Linked DNA regions of Homo sapiens: region 1 is linked to region 2. A link is an interaction called in ENCODE POLR2A ChIA-PET data of the cell type or tissue named here. Cell type or tissue: PC-9. All regions are shown on one strand. Links, peaks and the distances in the headings refer to the core of each region. The heading gives the core; the rest is flanking DNA. Region 1 overlaps LOC105373422 (a long non-coding RNA gene). Region 2 overlaps ADAM17 (ADAM metallopeptidase domain 17).

Region 1 (9,008 bases), core at 3,775-6,274, 440 kb after region 2:
GATCCAAGATTTCATCACAGCAGATTAAAACAAAACCTTTAAGTTAAAAATAATTTAAAATCAGTGAATATATTAATACTATGAGAGTCTTTGCCTATGAGAATACAGAACTTTGGCCCAAATGTTTCATTAATCTACAGGGTTATATACATTTGGAGCACAGTTTTGTTGTTTGTTTGTTTGTTTTTAATCCTCTTCCCAAAAATGGGTTTCTTTAGGCAGCTCGAGACTCCTGTGTTAGACAAGAGGAAAAGGAGTGGGTGCCTCTCGACTGGGACCAGTGGACATTATTATGGGAATATACCAGTGGTGGCAGGTTGATGACCTTATCTCCCTGCAGGGTAGTATTTCTCTCTGGGCTCTCAGCAGGTCTGCCTGTCACTGCCACCCAGAAGTGGAGCCACCTTCTGAAGCCCAAACCGAGGAGGGAGAGCCCAGGGTCCTCTGAAGCCCAAACCGAGGAGGGAGAGCCCAGGGTCCTCAGGCGCCTCGCAGCAGGAGGCCAGGAGTTCACCCACAGTGTCTAGTTCCTTGTTATCTTTCTTTTTCCCTCCATTGGCACAAAGCCACCTAGAAAAAAAAAGGAGTATTAATTCATCCCTCTATTCACACAAGAAGACAACATATTGTTTAAATAAGAAAGGAGCATGATTTCCCGAATCTTCAGCAAGACCTTGAATACAGTTTCCAAAGTAGGCCTGCTGTAAAAGTTCTGTGGATTATTATAAACTGCAGGTAGTTAAGAGTGTGTGTTTTTATCTTGAGTATGTAGCTGGTGACTTTTTAAAAAAATTAAAATGCCTCTGTGTTCCTGAAAGCTGAGTAAATTCACACAGTATTAAGTCTCTCACAAAACGAATTCAAGCAGCTCTAAGTGTATGTTCCCTTGTTTCGTGCCCTTGTGAAGTATTTAAGCATAAAGAGCTTTAGTGCCAGACTTACCTGATAATATGCTATGACTTCAGAAGAGCTTACAAAAGAGTGCTTTTATTGACTTTATAAATTAAGAACCTGGTATTTCAGCTCAGTTGGCCTTCTGCCCTTCTGAAACAATCATTCCCTTCTGGGACAATTAGTACATGTTTTATGGATATTTGCGTTGAACTGGGTGACTTGCAGACACTCCCAAAGGAATTTTTAGTTAGAATACCACTTAAACGCAGTTGCCTTTTGTCACCATTGTTGTCCACATTAATTTAAATTAAGTAAGTAAGTTAAACATTACCTACAATGAAAAAGGTGGTCCTGAATTTTTAAAACTCCCCCCAAGGTTTAAAGTAGGAAAAAAATGTATTCTTTGCCATGTTCGAGGATAAGAAAATGTTGTAAAACATGAATACTTATTTTTACCTTTCTCTCCTTAGCAACTGACACCAGAATAAAAATCTCCCTGGAAAGGCTCCTCTGGTCCCAAGCGGTCACCTGCTCCGGCCCCAGAGCCCCCGGGGGTAGGGAGGTGGGCTCTGTGCCTCTTCCCCCTCCACTGTCCATCCTGCCACAGCAGTTCACAGGGTCAGCTCTTCCGCTCTAAAACTGGTTTTGTTTTTTGTTGTTTTGTTTTGTTGCAATTGCCCCGTGCTAAGTGCAGCCCACGGCCCTCATGTGGAATGGGAATCAGGTAGTAAAGTCAGTAATGTTGGTTTCGCCTGCCCCTCCTCACCACAGCCCAAGGGTCAGAGCTGTGGAATGGCCTCTTAGAACCCAGCTCTATCACGCCCTCCCATCTCCCACTGCTGCCCAGGAAGGGTAGGGACCCAGGATCCTGCACCCCTCAGATCATTCTGTCTCCACTCACTTTCTTCAATTCCTCCGCACCTACAGCACAGCCTATTTTTGACATTATCATAGCCTGCTTATGTGTGTCCTGGTTTACTAACTAGACAGGCTTTCGTGAGACATGGCTCCTACAGAACCCTAAATCCAACAGATGTTCAGTAAATGCTTTGATGAAAGTAGTGATGAGAAAGGGGAAAATTACAAAAAGCTTCCCACTTTCTGATCAGCTACTGCTGTACTGTTTTCACTATTCAGTGATTTCACCATTCTGTGAATGGGCTCAGTTGTCTGCCTACAAATGTTGGTTTTGAGTCAAACTGAAGTTATTTGAAGACAGAAGGAGGAAATGGGCCTAAGTTTCGCCCCTGGCATTCCTGTGGCCATATCAAATATTTATATAGTGCTTAGAGTGGGCCAGGCATTTCACATGTATGGACTCTTTTATCCATACTTTTAGCAGCCCTACGGTCCTGTAATATTGTACAAAGGACGACCTGGAGACACACAGAGGTTCAATTACATCCCCAGGGCCGTGTTGGTAAGCATGGAGCCGGGCTCTGATTCCAGGCTGTTGGCTGAAGTCTGTGGGCTTGGCCAGCCTACCGTGCTGCCTCACCAAGACTCAACCCCTGGTGATGTCAGTTTGGAATCTAAGGAGCCCAAAAGCTGCTCAGAAGAAAACTAGATCATTTACAACTAGCATATATCCTCACCACCCCTCCTCCATGCCTCCACCCCAAACCTGTTCTTCCTCTGCCTTCCCTGACTCAGTGACAGCCCCGTCCACCTAATTGCGCCAAGTCATAAATCTCCAGCCCCTCCCTCCCTGTCACCTCCAAATCTCATCCTCACTTCGCTGACTTTCTACCACCAAGCACCTCTGGACTCCGCCCTCCTTCGACAGTCACTGCCCAGCTCTGGCGCTCCTCGTGTTCTCCCAGGAGCTGCAAAGCTCTCTCCCCTCCAACACACATTGCCCCTCTGCCAGTTATTTTCCCAAATCGGGTCTAAACCCACCCCCCACCCCCCCCACCCCCACAATATGCAGCATCCTCCCAAGGCTCCTGTTGCCTAGAGGCAAGAGACAGTGTGTTCTGGTTGAGCTATCAGAGTGTGGCCCCAACACTTTTCCCATCCCCCGCCCTGCCTTGCGCCCTCGATCTCAGGCAAGCCATGGCCTCTCACACCCTGAGGCCTTTGCCTGTGTTGTATGCTCTATCAGAAATGTCCTTCTCTCTCTTCTTCCTTTAGGACTCTTGCTCTATGCCATCTCCCTTCAACCCTCCCTACCTCAGCTCCCCAAGCAGAGTTCATGGTTTCCGAGCACAGAGCTCAGACCTCCGTAAGGGCATGCACCGTCTGTGCCACATGCCTGGGTCTCTAGATGGAGCCTCCTTGTGCTGGCCCATGAGCTTTCTGTGCACACAGATGCCAGTACCCACAGGGCAGGTAGGCACTACTGTTAGCGCTCCCTCCCCAACCTGACAGCTTGGTAGATTTTAAGATTAAGAAACTTGAGATCTTACAGGAAAAATATCACAATGATAATAGAGGCCACATACCAAAGAAGCATATCTAGGAAATGTTACACATCTAGTTTGTAATTACAAGTTTTATACAATTAATTTCCACTTACCAGCTCATCAGAAACTTTCCAGGTTTGCTCTTCTCTGCATTTTCAATGCGATGACTACATTTATTTAGCTTTATTAAGAATCCTATGCATACTAAGATTTGGCTTTTGCATGTTACCTGGTCCTCCATCTACACGAACAGCTCTCTAATTTCGTGTCAGTTAGTGCCTGCCGTCTGCTGATCCCCATAATGGCCCCAGAGCAGAGTAACTTGAGGTTTTATGATGCCTTGAGGAACTTTTATTAAAAGGACCACAATACCTAAGTAAATAATGCTCAAGGAGCTCCCCAGTTCTAAACCAGGAGAGCATGGTTGTGCCCATGATAATTTCAGGCCCAACACACACAAGTCTCTGCCACTCCTGAAGAGCAATCCCAAAACTCCAAGACCTGCTTCCCTTCTTTTCCCTCTGATGCTTATCACAAAATTCTCCTGATTTGGCCAGGCACGGTGGTTCACGCTTGTCACGCTTGTAATCCCAGCAACTTTGGGAGGTCAAGGCCGGCGGATCACCTGAGGTCAGGAGTTCAAGACAAGCCTGGCCAACACAGTGAAACCCCGTCTCTACTAAAAATACAAAAATTAGCTGGGCGTGGTGGCAGGCGCCTGTAATCCCAGCTACTTGGGAGGCTGAGGCAGGAGAATTGCTTGAACCCAAGAGGCGGAGGTTGCAGTGAGCCAAGATCGTGCCACTGTACTCCAGCCTGCGCGACAGAGCTAGACTCGGTCTCAGAAAAAAAAAAAAACTCCTGATTTTTCCCTTTACCTTTTTTCAGCCTCTAGCTCTTCCTTTTTCTAATCATCACCAACAGTGATGCCCACTGATTTGAAAGCTCCTGTGCTGTATGGAACATTTTACATTTGTTCATTTAACATACTAGATAAATCTACTTATTTACAGCTATAGTGATTCCAGATTTGGTCACAGCAGATTAAAACAAAACCTTTAAGTTAAAATTAATGTTAAAATCAGTGACTATATTAATACTACGGGAATCAACTCAAAAGTACAGATATTGAAATCAGTAATATCATGGTTTAGAAAAGACATATCAACATGGGTTGCAAAAGGCTCAGACTTCAAGTAAGGGAGCTGGCAGCTGGGGAGGGATTACTGTAAAAACACAGTTAATAAAATGTCAATTTTGGCTGGATGATTTAATCCCTCTTTGCTTTTTCCCTACCTATAAAGCAAAGATAAATCTCTCTTGTACTAAAATGTGGTGAGATGCTCCAACAATTTTTTTTTTTTTAAGATGGAGTTTCACTCTTGTCGCCCGGGCTGGAGTGCAATGGCGCGATCTTGGCTCACTGCAACCTCCGCTTCTCAGGTTCAAGTGATTCTCCTGCCTCAGCCTCCCAAGTAGCTAGGATTACAGGCATGTACCACCATGCCCGGCTAATTTTTGTATTTTTAGTAGAGACGGGGTTTCACCATGTTGATCAGGCTGGATGGTCTTGAACTCCTGACCTCGGGTGATCCACCTGCCTTGGCTTCCCTAAGTGCTGGGATTACAGGCGTGAGCCACCACACCCAGCAGCTCCAACAATTTTAAATGGACATTATTTTATAATAGAGATGTTTGATCATTAATAACCCTTTCTTCAAAGAGTGAAATATGCACCTGTGAGCCAGCAAGCCTCACCACAGCCTCTCAGCTCCCCTGTTTGGGGTGTTTGCTTGAAATGGCATTGAGCCAAATGGCTCCACCCCACTCGGTGTCAGTCAGAAGCAAGAGAGGTTCACTGGAGGTTAAGGCCAGGGCGCTTGAGCCCAGGGCTTTTTGGTAACTGTGTTGCAACTATTGAGCCTCCCTTGGAATGATCACTCTACAGTGAAGCCACAGGAAAAGAATGTGAGAGACCTAGGTTCTTCTAGCTGCCAACAAGTGGGTGACACCCAACATGACATAGCTGCTTCTGCCTACATTCTGAAACAGGGAGAGCTGGCTGCTGGCTTCTTGGCAACTGGGTCTGGGTCAAGTCCCAAGTATTTGACAAGACTCACCTGAGACTCCAGTCATCCTGGCAGTGGCAGGCAGGTATGGTGGGGACGGGTGTCAAACCTTCATAAGCAAGCACGCTCAAGACAGTGTCACGGAAGACACAGGAAAACAGAGCCTGTGGATACCAAACAACCGAGAGCTAATCCACAGTCAGTGTGTTCTCTAAGTTTGAGAATCAACTTAGAGAGTAATCAAATGCCATCTTCTGAGCCAGACACTGTCACTAGCACCTGCCACGGCTGCCACGTGTCCAGGTGCTCTGTAATGAGTGCTGTGGGCTGAACCCAAAATCTCATGCAGAAACACCCACCCATTGGCAGTACCACCACTAGAAGGAAAATACGGGGTTTGGAAACAAGATATCTGGGTTCTAGTCCCAAACTTATTGACTATGAGACTGAATTGCGTTATTTGATCTCTCTGGACTTTGTTTCTCCATCTACAAGGTGGGTAGAACCCTGTCTACTTCCAAGGGTTGTTTTAAGAATCAAATGAGCTCAGGTATGTGATCACATTGAGCACTGAATTCTGCCAAAAGAAGGTACATGTCATTATCATCCTGAATAACTACAGTAATTGTTGATCATCTACCATATGCTTGTCTCTATGCCAGATGATGAGGACGTTTTAAAAATATGAGATATAGTTTTTGTCCCTTAAGCAGCTTATGCTACAGTGAGGGAAAATGGGGAGGTGGAAAGTTTAATATTGACCTAGTTCCTGAAATGTGCCTGGCATTGTCTGAGATACTTTTCTTAAACCAAAACAAACACAACCTTTGGTGATAGGAATGATTATCCCGTATCCCACAGCTGAGGAAAGTGAGGCTCAGAGGGTAAGAAACTTTGTCACAGAGCTGGTGGTGAGGGTGGAGATTTTACACTCCCTGCCTCCCACACCAGTTTCTCCGGAGTGGAAAGACTTTCATCTCGCACTGGCACGACCTTGAGACCCCGGGTTCTGATGAACTGGGGGGACAGGTGCTTGGATGTCAGGGTGAAGGCTCTGCCATCATCTTTCAGCCCCCTGAGATGTCCCTTCAATATGGGCTGTTTCATCAGGGCTGAAGTCCCTGAATGTGGGGAATTCCACACATGGATTAGGTAACATGTCCAACCAACAAGGATGTGGAGGAATTGGACAGGGTTCCTACTGCCTAGTCTTTAAAGAAGATGAACGCCATCTGCCAGCGTCTGTCTGCCAGGCATTGTGTGAGTCTTTAAGTACTTTATTCATAGTTAACTCCACGTCTCTTGATGTATTTTCCATGTTTTACAGATAAGAAAAGCAAGGACTGGCAGCGAAGTAGACTAAAGATAAAAATCAGAGGCAGCCCTGGCATGTGAATCTGTATCTGCCTCAGTTCCTCCCTCGGAATTGTGCGGAACTGAGTCAAGTAAAGGCAGAGCCACTTGCGATGAGTGGCTTCACGAAGGACAGCGGAGGTGCTTGGGGAGTCCTCCTACTGGGATGGGAAGGGTTCCTGGAAGAGCTGGCATTTGAAGTTGGCCACTAAAGATGTAACTTGGGTGGCAAGGGAGAGAGGAAAAGCACAGGCAATGCCAGGTGCCTGAGATTCAGGACGCGCTCAGAGAACTCTGTGACAGGGGTGCAGTGACTCTACTGAGATCACCCTGCTGGTCAATAGAAGAACCTGGACTAGAACCCAGGTCTTGTAACTCTAAATCTACTAGCCACCTCCCAACCCCACTCAATGCACCCATGAGCCTGTTAGTACCGTACCATATGGTCTCCAATGGGAGCGGGGGTCCCAAATTAGTTCTCTACTCTGAAACTCATGGCTTGGGAAGGTACCTTCAAAGATCCTCTTTCTTTGAAAAAACACTACCTTTGAGTTTAAAAAGATTATTGCCAAACAAATAAAAAGATGAAAAACCTCACTCATAACTTAAAAAAAAAAGCAATTCAAAACAACGAGATCCCATTTTTCATCGAATAGACTAGCCAAGCAAACTTCAATGTTGCCCACGGTTGTCTAGGGTGCGGCACGGTAGGCAGTCTGATATTCTGTGGTAGGAATCTAAATAAGAGCAGCCTTTTGGAAAACAATCCGGCAAGAGCCAGGAAAATGGCAGCTGCAGGCCAGGTGCGGTGGCAGTGGCTCATGCCTGTAATCCCAGCACTCTGGGAGGCCGAGATGGGTGGATCACCTGAGGTCAGGAGTGTGAGACCAGCCTGGCTAACATGGCAAAACACCATCTCTACTAATAATACAAAAATTAGCCGGGTGTGGTGGCAGGTACTGGTAATCCCAGCTACTCTGGAGGCTGAGGCTTGAGAATCACTTGAACCCGGGACGTGGAGGTTGCAGTGAGCAGAGATTGCATCACTGCATTCCAGCCTGGGCAACAAGAGCCAAACTCCATCTCAAAAAACAAACAAACAAAAAACCAAATGGCAGCTGTGCATTCCCTTTTCTCAGTAACTCCGATTCTAGGAATTTATCCTATGGCAATACCTGATCAAGTGTGCAAAAATGTAGTTAGAGGAATGTGTTATTGTGAATGTTTGTAATTAAGAAAAGCTAGGGGAAAAAACCCTAATTGCTCACCAATACATTCAAGTTATCATATAGCCATTCAAGGAAACACCATACAGCCATTTTTTAAAGTGAACTAGATTTCTATGTGCTGATGTGGAAAATGTTTAAACCATAGAAAGGAAAAACAAGCAAGCTGTGGAAGATTGTGCAGTCCGAATCCCATTTGTCTAAGAAAATAAACCATGTGAGTGCTTGTACAGACAGAAGATATCTGGAAAGATCAACACAAATTGTTCACAGTGGTTGTCTCAAGGATTAGGGGCTGGGAATGGAGGAGGCCAGGGACTGCATTCTGTATCCTTCTGCAGAGCTTCAATTTCTTCCTTTCTCCTTTCTTTGTCCCGTTCCTAATCCCTTTCTATCTTTTTTTATTTTTGAGATGGAGTCTTGTTGTCACCCAGGCTGGAGTGCAGTGGCGCGATCTTGGCTCACTGCAACCTCCGCCTTCTGGGTTCAAGCGATTCTCCTGCCTCAGCCTCCCGAGTAGCTGGGAATACAGATACCCACCACCATGCCCGGCTAATTTTTGTATTTTTGTTAGAGATGGGGTTTCACCATGTTGGCCAGGCTGGTCTCAAACCCCTGACCTCAGGTGATCTGCCCACATCGGCCTCCCAAAGCTCTGGGATTACAGGCGTGAGCCAGCACGCCCAGCATTTTTTCTTCCATAAAAACTATGTGCATATATTACTTTAATAATTTAAACAAATAGTAAAGAACTTAAAAATGAAGAGGGTAGGCCAGGCATGGTGGTTCACATCTGTAATCCCAGCACTTTGGGAGGCTGGGAGGATGGGAGGATCGTTGGAGCACAGGAGTTCAAGACCAGCCTGGGCAATATGGTGAGACCCTGTCTCTACAAAACATACACACACACACACATACACACTAGCCAGGTGTGGTGGTGTGCACGTGTAGCCCCAGCTACTCAGGAGGCTGAGGTGGGAGAATCACTTGAGCCTGGGAAGTCAAGGCTGCGGTGAGCTGTGATGGTGCCACTGCACTCCAGCCTGAGTAACACAGTGAGA
Region 2 (9,008 bases), core at 2,994-5,493:
TCAGCCTCCCAGAGTGCTGGGATGACAGGAGTGAGCCACCGTGCCAGGCCCAGAAAGCAATTTCTTGCTGTGAAGGGCAAAAGAGGTAGATGTAAACAAACACACTCACACCCCTTTCAGTTGATTCTAAAGCCCCTGCAAGTTCAGTCTTCTCTTATTTTGGACATCTTGTTATACCAACTTCCCAAAATCCCTGTGGAGAGACTCCTCACCTGCACTGGACACCTTCCTTCAACGTGCAGTCGCTGTTGCAGCAGGTGTCGTTGTTCAGATACATGATGCCAGGATCACACTCTTCTCCTTCATCCACCCTCGAGTTCCCACAAACTTTATTGCTGCGTTCTTGAAAACACTCCTGGGCCTTACTTTCAATGGTCTTATAGATTGATTGTTTACTGCAGTTTGAAAACATCTTGAGAGAAAAAAGGCAATAAGGACCCAAAATAATATCATAAAAATGTATTCCCATGCAATGTTTGTGTCTTCTCTAGAGACAAACTCTTAATGTAAAACCACCATCAGAGCCACCCTGGAGTTATGGCAAGGCCACCACAGTCTCCTCCAAAGGCCACTGATATGGAACTGGGAACCTCCCTCCATAGAATGCTAAATGGCTGATGTGAACTTGGTTAAGGATCTATAATTCTTCTTACGAAGGTAAGCAAGCTATACAAATACTGAGACCAAACATCCCAGTCAAAGCCCACTTAAGGACAAGCAGAATAGCACAACAGAGAGCTCGTAGCTCCATCAGACTTGAAATCTCCTCACCTCAGGCATGCCACTCATGCAGTGACAAGAATTAAGAACCTCTGTAGGTTAATGTTGTCCCAGACAAAACAATTCAGAAATGCAGGAGAAGGGGTTTCTTCTCCTTCTTTGGCTACTTATATGGATGATCCAAGTTTAAAGTTGTTTAAATATTTGAGCTTAGTAATAGGCATAATAGTACATTTTATATAAATTAAATCCCCAATTGTTACCTAAACATTTTCATCAACCAGCAAGACCAGTGTCTCAAAAAGTCTCTACACTACCTTCCCACCCTGGAGTACAGAACCACTAGGATAACTCCCTTTTAAGGCTGAGGGTTTTATCAGGAGCTCTAAAACTGCGGTCATTTTCCAGACCTCCTGAAGTTATCAAAAAAAGAAGAGGCTTAGGGAAAACTGAGCATAGTTACTTCTTAGGTCGGGGTCTCCAAAGTGCTCTGCAGATGCCAAAATGGCTTCACTTTCACCCCAGACAACAATCATGAAGCCCCTGAGAGCCAAGTGTATGAGACCCTCCAAAGGTGCCTGTAACCACCAAATCAGACACCAAAGGAGCTACTTTCAGAAAGATAGCAAAGACCTCATCTTACACAGAAATACTAACTGGCTTTTTAAAAAACATCTTCAAATCTGTTTTTTTTTTTTTTTTTTTTTTTTTTTAGATGGAGTCTTGCTCTGTCACCAGGCTGGACTACAGAGGCACAATCTTGGCTTATTGTAACCTCCGCCTCCCGGGTTCAAGTGATTCTTCTGCCTCAGCCTCCTGAGTAGCTAGGACTACAGGTGCATGCCACCACGCCCAGCTAATTTTTGTATTTTTTGTAGAAACAGGGTTTCACCATGTTGACCAGGATGGTCTCGATCTCTTGACCTCATGATCTGCCCACCTCGGTCTCCAAAGTGCTGGGATTACAGGCGTGAGCCACCGCGCCCGGCCCAAATCTGTCGTTACAGTACAGATGTCTAAGGGGTCTGGTTATTCTAATCGGGGCCTCAGGCAGTTGTCATTTTGGTGGGTTTATTCATCAACATCATGTATCTCTGGGTTCCATTTTATCAGGTTAAAATGGAGTTAAAATTCACAGTGAACAGATAAGAAGACCTCTTCACTGATTTGTCAGAGTTACAACTCCCAAGCAGCTGGAGAGCACTAACGATAAAAGGACCAACCCGCAACTCTGGCTTTCTGCCTACACATCCCTGAAGATCTGGCAGCTTCTGTTTGCATCCTTGTCATAAGACTTCCTCTTCCGTTCAGCAAACCTTCCTAAGAAGTTACAATCTCAAAGGTCCTACATTCCTTTTCACTAATGTCATCTGTCCACAGAGAAGTCCACCTGTGGCAAACTGCTCTTCATAGGCTTGCCTAGTAGAGGGTGATGGGTTCTGTCTTTCTAGGTCAAGGAACTACTTTATTTTTGTCCTGTAAGCCCTTTTCATCAGTTAAAAATATTTTTATTAAGGAATTCATTTAAAACATAGGCTGGGCACAGCAGCTCATGCCTGTAATCCCAGCACTTTGAGAGGTCGAGGCAGGTGGATCACCTGAGGTCAGGAGTTTGTTGACCAGTCAGTTGACCAACCTGGCCAACATGGTGAAACCCCATCCTACTAAAACTACAAAAATTGGCCAGGTGTGGTGGCATGCACCTGTAACCCCAGCTACTCAGGAGGCTAAGGCAGGAGAATCGCTTGAACCTGGGAGGTGGAGGTTGCAGTGAGCAGAGATCACACCACTGCACTCCAGCCTGGGCGACAGAGTGAGACTCCACTCAAAAAATCATAATAAATAATAATAAATAAATAAAACATAGAAGATGCACATTATCTTCTTACAAGGGGACTCCTACTTGGGCAACCAAACTAGAAAAACACAGACTAAATATGATGTGCTCAGGACAAAATAAATAAATTGTTCTTCATTGATACAGACTGGCAGCTCCAGAAAAAAAAAGTTCTTCCCAGGCCCCATTCTCATTAGCAAGTTCTTTTTTTTCTTTTTCCTTTTTTTGAGATAAAGTCTCACTCTGTCATCCAGGCTGGAGTGTAGTAGCACAACCTTGGCTCACTGCCGCCTTGAACTCCCCGGGTTCCTCCTACCTTAGCCTCCTGAGTAGCTGGGACTACAAGCATGTGCTTCTATGCCCAGCTAATTTTTGTATTTTCTGTAGAGATGGAGTTTCACATGTTGTCCAGGCTGATCCTGAACTCCTAGGCTCAAGTGATCTGCCCACCTCGGCCTCTCAAAGTGCTGGGATTACAGGTGTGAGCCACCATGCCTCACTGGCAAGTTCTTACAGGGCTGTTTTGAAGAGCCCCAGAACTGGCAGCAGGAAGAGTCAGCAGCATGCATGTCCACCCAGGCAGTCTGCAAAGTAAAACATTTTGCTCCCAAGTTCTGACACTATCCTCATAACCAAGAAGCATATGACCTATTACTTAGAGAAACAGTATGCAATATGGTAGCCACCAACCATATGTGGCTACTTAAATTTTGTTCCTAGTCACATATTTTACAGTTTCTATTACAGAAATATTCAAGCATCTATGAAGTAGACAGGATGGTATCATGAATGCCCCCGTGCCCCTCACCAGCTTCAACAATAATCAACTTATGACTTCACAGCTCCTCTACATCCGCGCTACTTTTCCTCTGCTCCCACACTGCTGTTTTTGTTTGTTGGCTTATTAACAACTTTATTAAGACATATTTCACATATCACAAAATTGATCCATTTCAAGTATATAACTCAGTGATTTCTAATAACTTTACCAAGTGTTGAAACCATTGCTATAAGTCAATTTTAGGACATTTCCATCCTTCCAGTAATCTCACTCATGTCCTTTTACAGTTAATGCCCATTCCCGTCTCCCATCACAGGCAAACATTATTAAAAATTTAAATAAAATAGAATTTACAATTCAGTTCCTCAGTTTCTAGCCACATTTCAATTGCTCCACTGGGCTAGTGGCTACTATACTGGGCAGAGCAGACACAAAACATCCCCCGCCCCGCAGCAGAAAGTTCTATTGGGCAGCACTGAACTATAGTGAACATGATTAGAAATGCAGAGACTATGAAAAGAGAAGGAAAATTCAACAGTTTGACAGGTTGGAAGAGTAGACAAAAAGGGGTAGAAAAATGTTTCTCTGGCACAAGTTGTCAAGCAGAGGAAAAATAAAACATAACATGCAAAGTAACAGAGGAACTGTTTACACATAACAGCCAAAGAAAATGAGATGCAGAAAATATACATAAAAAGCCAAAAAAAAATGAGATGCAACAATCAAAGATCACAAAAAGAACAGGAGGCAGAAATTTCAGAAAGCAGGGTGTCAGAGCCAGGGAAAAGCAGAAGTAATCTTGCCCTCTGTGTCCAGGGAAGGCTTGCACATTAGCCCACAGCCAAGCTCAAAATAGGAGTCAGGACAAATACTTCACAATCTTTTGTGATTAGAATCAGACTCCTTTAAGCTCTCCCCACCGACCCTCTTTAACTCAGCAGTGCAACTATTGTTTTCCTCACACTGCTTTATGCTGTTTAACTTCAAATAAAATGAAAGAACCAGATATTTATTAACACAACTTTTAGTTCAGACTCTAAGAGTTAGTCACGGCACTCTTAAAGTCTCTGAAAGTGTTTTACAGTATCACAAATCAACTAGTATTCTCTATCAGAAACCCCCAATAGTAAATGATTCCATTAATTATTCAACAAATATTTGTTACATGCCAGATACTCCTACTAGGCACTGGAGATAGAGCTATGAATAAGATAGAGCTATGAATAAGACAGACAAGGAAGGGCCTTTCTCCCATGAGGCTTGTAGTCAGGCAAACTATGTGTTTAACTGCAAAAGTTAATAAAAACGTGTAAACTGTACATGTAAATTGTAGAGTTAAAATGAATGACAACTTGTAAATGAAATGACAAATTTTTAACATAAAGCCTGAGCCCACCAGACCCTGAAATCCAGAACTCCAAAAAAAGCCATTATTATTAGTAATTTTTCCTAGAGCTCAAATCTACACCATTAAGCTTGACAACAAAGTCCAAATGATAGTTTTAACCAGATTTAGATGAACCGTGCTTCACCCCAAAACACACAACCACGTTTCAAGGTACTTTGTAATTTGCACATCCATCCCTAGGGAAACGCCTAGGAATGGAATACGTTTCTGAGCTCTCATTATGATCATTATACACAGCCTCTTTCCAAACCACATAAAAAATTCTCGACACACACATACCTTATTGTTCTCGTGATCGCCACTCACAGCTATGGGATACATGACATATTTCCCTCCCTGGTCCTCATTCGGGGCACATTCTGCTAGACCATCCGGATCATGTTCTGCTCCAAAATTATGTCCCAATTCATGAGTTGTAACCAGGTCAGCTTCCTTAAGGATCATGCAAAGAAAACATTATTTCTCAATATCCAGCCATCACCTACTTCTGCCAGTTGGGCCTATGCTGTCTTAAATAGAGCCTTATAATCAGATCAACAAGAGAATAAGAACTGCATGCTTATAATACCAGCACTTTAGGAGGCTGAGATGGGAGGATTACTTTACTCTAGGAGTTTGAGGCCAGCCTGGGTAACACAGGGAGACCCTATCTCTACAAAAATAATAAAAAATATTAACCAGGTGGGCTAGGCATGGTGGCTCACGCCTGTAATCCCAGCACTTTGGGAGGCTGAGGCAGGTGGATCACGAGGTCAGGAGTTCGAGACCAGCCTGGCCAACATGGTGAAACCCTGTCTCTACTAAAAATACAAAAATTAGCTGGGCATGGAGGCACGCGCCTGTAATCTCAACTACTCGGGAGGCTGAGGCAGGAGAACTGCTTGAACCCAGGGGGCGGAGGTTGCAGTGAGCTGAGATCACGCCATTGCACTCCAGCCTGGGAGACAGGGCGAGACTTCGTCTCAAAAAAAAAAAAAAAAAAATTAGCCAGGCATGGTGGTGCACACCTGTGGTCCCAGCTACTTGGGAGGCTGAGGTGAGAGTATCACCTGAACCCAGGAGGCTGAGGCTACAGTGATCTATGATCACACCACTGCACTCCAGCCTGGGTGACAGAGTAAGACTTTGTCTCAAAAAAGAGTAATAACCGGACTATGATTCTTCTACCAATTATATGAATTTAACAGAATAAGTAGGATTTTATTTAATACTATCAAACATTATTGTAAGTAGTAACAAATCAATTTAAGAAAATGTAATTTATAAGATATACTGGAACATTCATAACAAAACATCAAACCTTGGCCATTTCAACCACACACAATCTGGTGCTGATAAATGCAATAAGCTAACTGTAGTTAATTGTCCAGCCTCCTCACATGCCCCTCGGCCCAATCACATGTCTGTTAAAACCTAAAGCATCTCAGCAGAAAGGAAAAAAAAAGCAAGGGGTAAAAAAAACAGTACGGATAGGCGCAGTGGCTCACACCTGTAATCCCAGCACTTTGGGAGGCCAAGGTGGGTTGATCGCCTGAGGTCAGGAGTTCGAGACCAGCCTGGCCAACATAGTAAAACCCCATCTCTACTAAAAATACAAAAAATTAGCTGGGTGTGGTGGCGCACGCCTGTAATCCCGGCTACTCGGGAGGCTGAGACAGGAAAATCACTTGAACCCAGGAGGCGGAGGTTGCAGTGAGCTGAGATCATGCCATTGCACTCCAGCCTAGGCAACAAGAGTGAAACTCTATCTTAAAAAAAAAACAAAAACCACAACTGAGGAACAACAAAACAATGTTTTATTTTCTCAATGACTGAATTCATGTCCAATAACAATCTTAATGACCTAGAGGACTTGGTTTATTAGAATCCAGTTGCAGGGCTGTACTTAATCTATCAGATTATCAGATGATTTCTATATGAATAATAAATTTTGCCAATAAAGCTAAAATTTTTTTTCCATATTTATCTGAATAAAATATCAAACTTAAAGGCCAGGCACAGTGGCTCACGCCTGGAATTCCAGCACTTTGGGAGGCCAAGGCAGCTGGATCACTTGAGGTCAGGAGTTCCAGACCAGACTGGCCAACATGGTGAAACCCTGTCTCTACTAAAAATATAAAACCTAGCCAGGCATTGTGGTGGGCGCCTGTAATCGCAGCTATTTGGGAGGCTGAGCCAGAAGAATTGCTTGAACCCAGGAGGCGGAGGTTGCTGTGAGCCGAGATAGGCCACTGAACCCCCAGCCTGGGCAAAAGAGTGAGAGTCTGTCTTAAAATAAATAAATAAAATAAAATAAAATAAATATATATACATATAAACTTAAAATTCCTGAGTTCTTTTTTCCTAAGGGGGGGAAATCACTCCATAGAACCTGAAAAAATAATATTTTGCAAGTCATTTTTCTATACAAGAAGTCTTTCCACATGTTCATATTAAAACCGTAGTGGGAAAAAAAACTTAAATTTTTAGCAAAAGCACTCAAATCCCAAAGGTGTAATGAAGAGAAATATCTCCTAACTGCTTGGGGAAAATTCATTAGTGGATTTGCTAATGACTCTTAAAAAAAAATCTCAAAAATTTCAAATCAAATTTTGTTTTTTTGCTGTGTTTTTTTAAGAGGAAAGTTCTGGAAGACCAAAGAAAATATGTCATGAAATCAAGCCATTAAGAAGTTGTGACTCCAAAAAAGTAAAAGCGTGAGCTACTGTACACACATGTATGTTTCTGTCCATGGCTCCTGGCTTACAACCCTCCGTAGCCCTGGTTACGGTCTTCTGTTATAATGTTGGGGTGCTTTAGGGCTCAGGAGCAATCCTCAGGAAACAGAATCTCTCTCTCTGACCTTCTCCTGTCCTCCTTTTACCTGATCCAAGGCAAGACTCTAATCTGATTGTGGGTCCAGAGATCCTCATTCTCATTCTCATTCTAGAGAGGGTCCTGCCCTTTACTGTGGAGGGAGGAATGCTGCACAGAGAGGTCAAGGAGAATCTGGACAGGCCTTGGTGGGCTTCCCCACTCAGTCGGTTAGTATGAGAACATACCCATTTTGTCCAATCACATTTCTACACAGTTGTCATTCGTGCTTATGTAATGAAGCCTCCATAAAATCTCAAAAAACAGGATTCAGAGAGCTTCCAGAGAGCATTTTGAATACATGGAGGTTGACAGGAAGGTGCAAAACTCATTCGTGTGCCAGGAGGGAGGTACATCCCAACTCCATGGGGACAGAAGCTCCTGTACTCGGGACCCTTCCAGACCTCGCCCTATGTATCCCTTCATTTGGCTATTTCTTTGTATCCTTTCTTTTTTTTTTATTTTTTGAGACAAAGACTCCCTCTGTTGACCAGTACAGTGGCGCAATCTCAGCTCACTGCAATCTCTGCCTCCCAGGTTCAAGCACTTCTCCTGCCTCAGCCTCCCGAGTGGCTGAGATTATAGGCATGCACCACCACACCTGGCTAATTTTTGTATTTTTAGTAGAGACGAGGTTTCACCATGTTGGTCAGGCTGGTCTCAAACTCCTGACCTCAGGTATCTACCCACCTCGGCCTCCCAAAGTGCTGGGATTACAGGCGTGAGCCACCGCACCCAGCTTCTTTGTATCCTTTAAAATATCCTATGTAATAAACCCATAAACTAAGTTAAGCTTTTCCCTGAGTTCTGTGAGCCACTTAAGCAAATTAATCAGACCCAAAGAGGAGAATGTGGAAACCCCAACTTGAAGCCAGTTGGTCAGAAGTTCTGGAGGCTCAGACTTGTAACTGGTGGGGAGGAGGGAACAGTCAGTCTTGTGGGACTGGGCCCTCAAACTGTGAGATCTGATACTATTTCCGGGTGGAGAGTGTTTGAATTGAATTGGAGGACACCTAGCTGATGTCTACTGCTTGATATGTAGGGGGAAATCCCCACACGTTTGGTCTGGTCACACAAGTCTTCTGTGTTGATGATGATGGTTGTGATGTGAGAATAGAGGGAAAACACAGTTTGAGAGATTTTTTCCCCTAAAACAAAGTACCATAAGAAAAAAATAAATTTAGAAATTAAGGCCAAGCACGGTGGCTCACGCCTGTAATCCAGCAGTTTGGGAGGCCGAGGCAGACGGATCACCTGAGAGCCAGCCTGACCAACATGAAGAAACCCCATCTCTACTAAAAATACAAAATTAGCTGGTCGTGATGGCGCATGCCTGTAATCCCAGCTGCTCAGGAGAAAGAGGCAGGAGAATTGCTTGAATCCGGGAGGCGGAGGTTGCAGTGAGCCAA

The links. Peaks named below come from ENCODE experiments on the same cell type or tissue, not always from the same donor. Only the 100,000 strongest peaks of a DNase experiment are listed, where the experiment ranks them.
Region 1: POLR2A ChIA-PET joins it to region 2 with 8 read pairs; 3 of 35 experiments call an interaction of 5 or more read pairs at or near these places.

Annotation. Positions count from the first base shown.
Region 1 is chr2:9,939,267-9,948,274 of GRCh38, forward strand. It overlaps LOC105373422 (a long non-coding RNA gene), which reads right to left. Exons shown (of 3, transcript XR_922784.4): 2 at 5,420-5,532; 3 at 172-570. Among named protein-coding and RNA genes, the nearest start is that of GRHL1, 7.9 kb to the right of the region's middle. RefSeq lists an enhancer at 1,482-1,982. In PC-9, for the core only: no CTCF peak of the experiment used is centred there; a DNase peak (open chromatin) is centred at 5,245; H3K27ac peaks cover 2,074 bases.
Region 2 is chr2:9,504,954-9,513,961 of GRCh38, forward strand. ADAM17 (ADAM metallopeptidase domain 17) reads right to left here. Exons shown (of 19, transcript NM_003183.6): 11 at 5,026-5,178; 12 at 213-412. It also overlaps a transcript of IAH1 not described here. Among named protein-coding and RNA genes, the nearest start is that of IAH1, 35 kb to the left of the region's middle. In PC-9, for the core only: no CTCF peak of the experiment used is centred there; no DNase peak of the experiment used is centred there.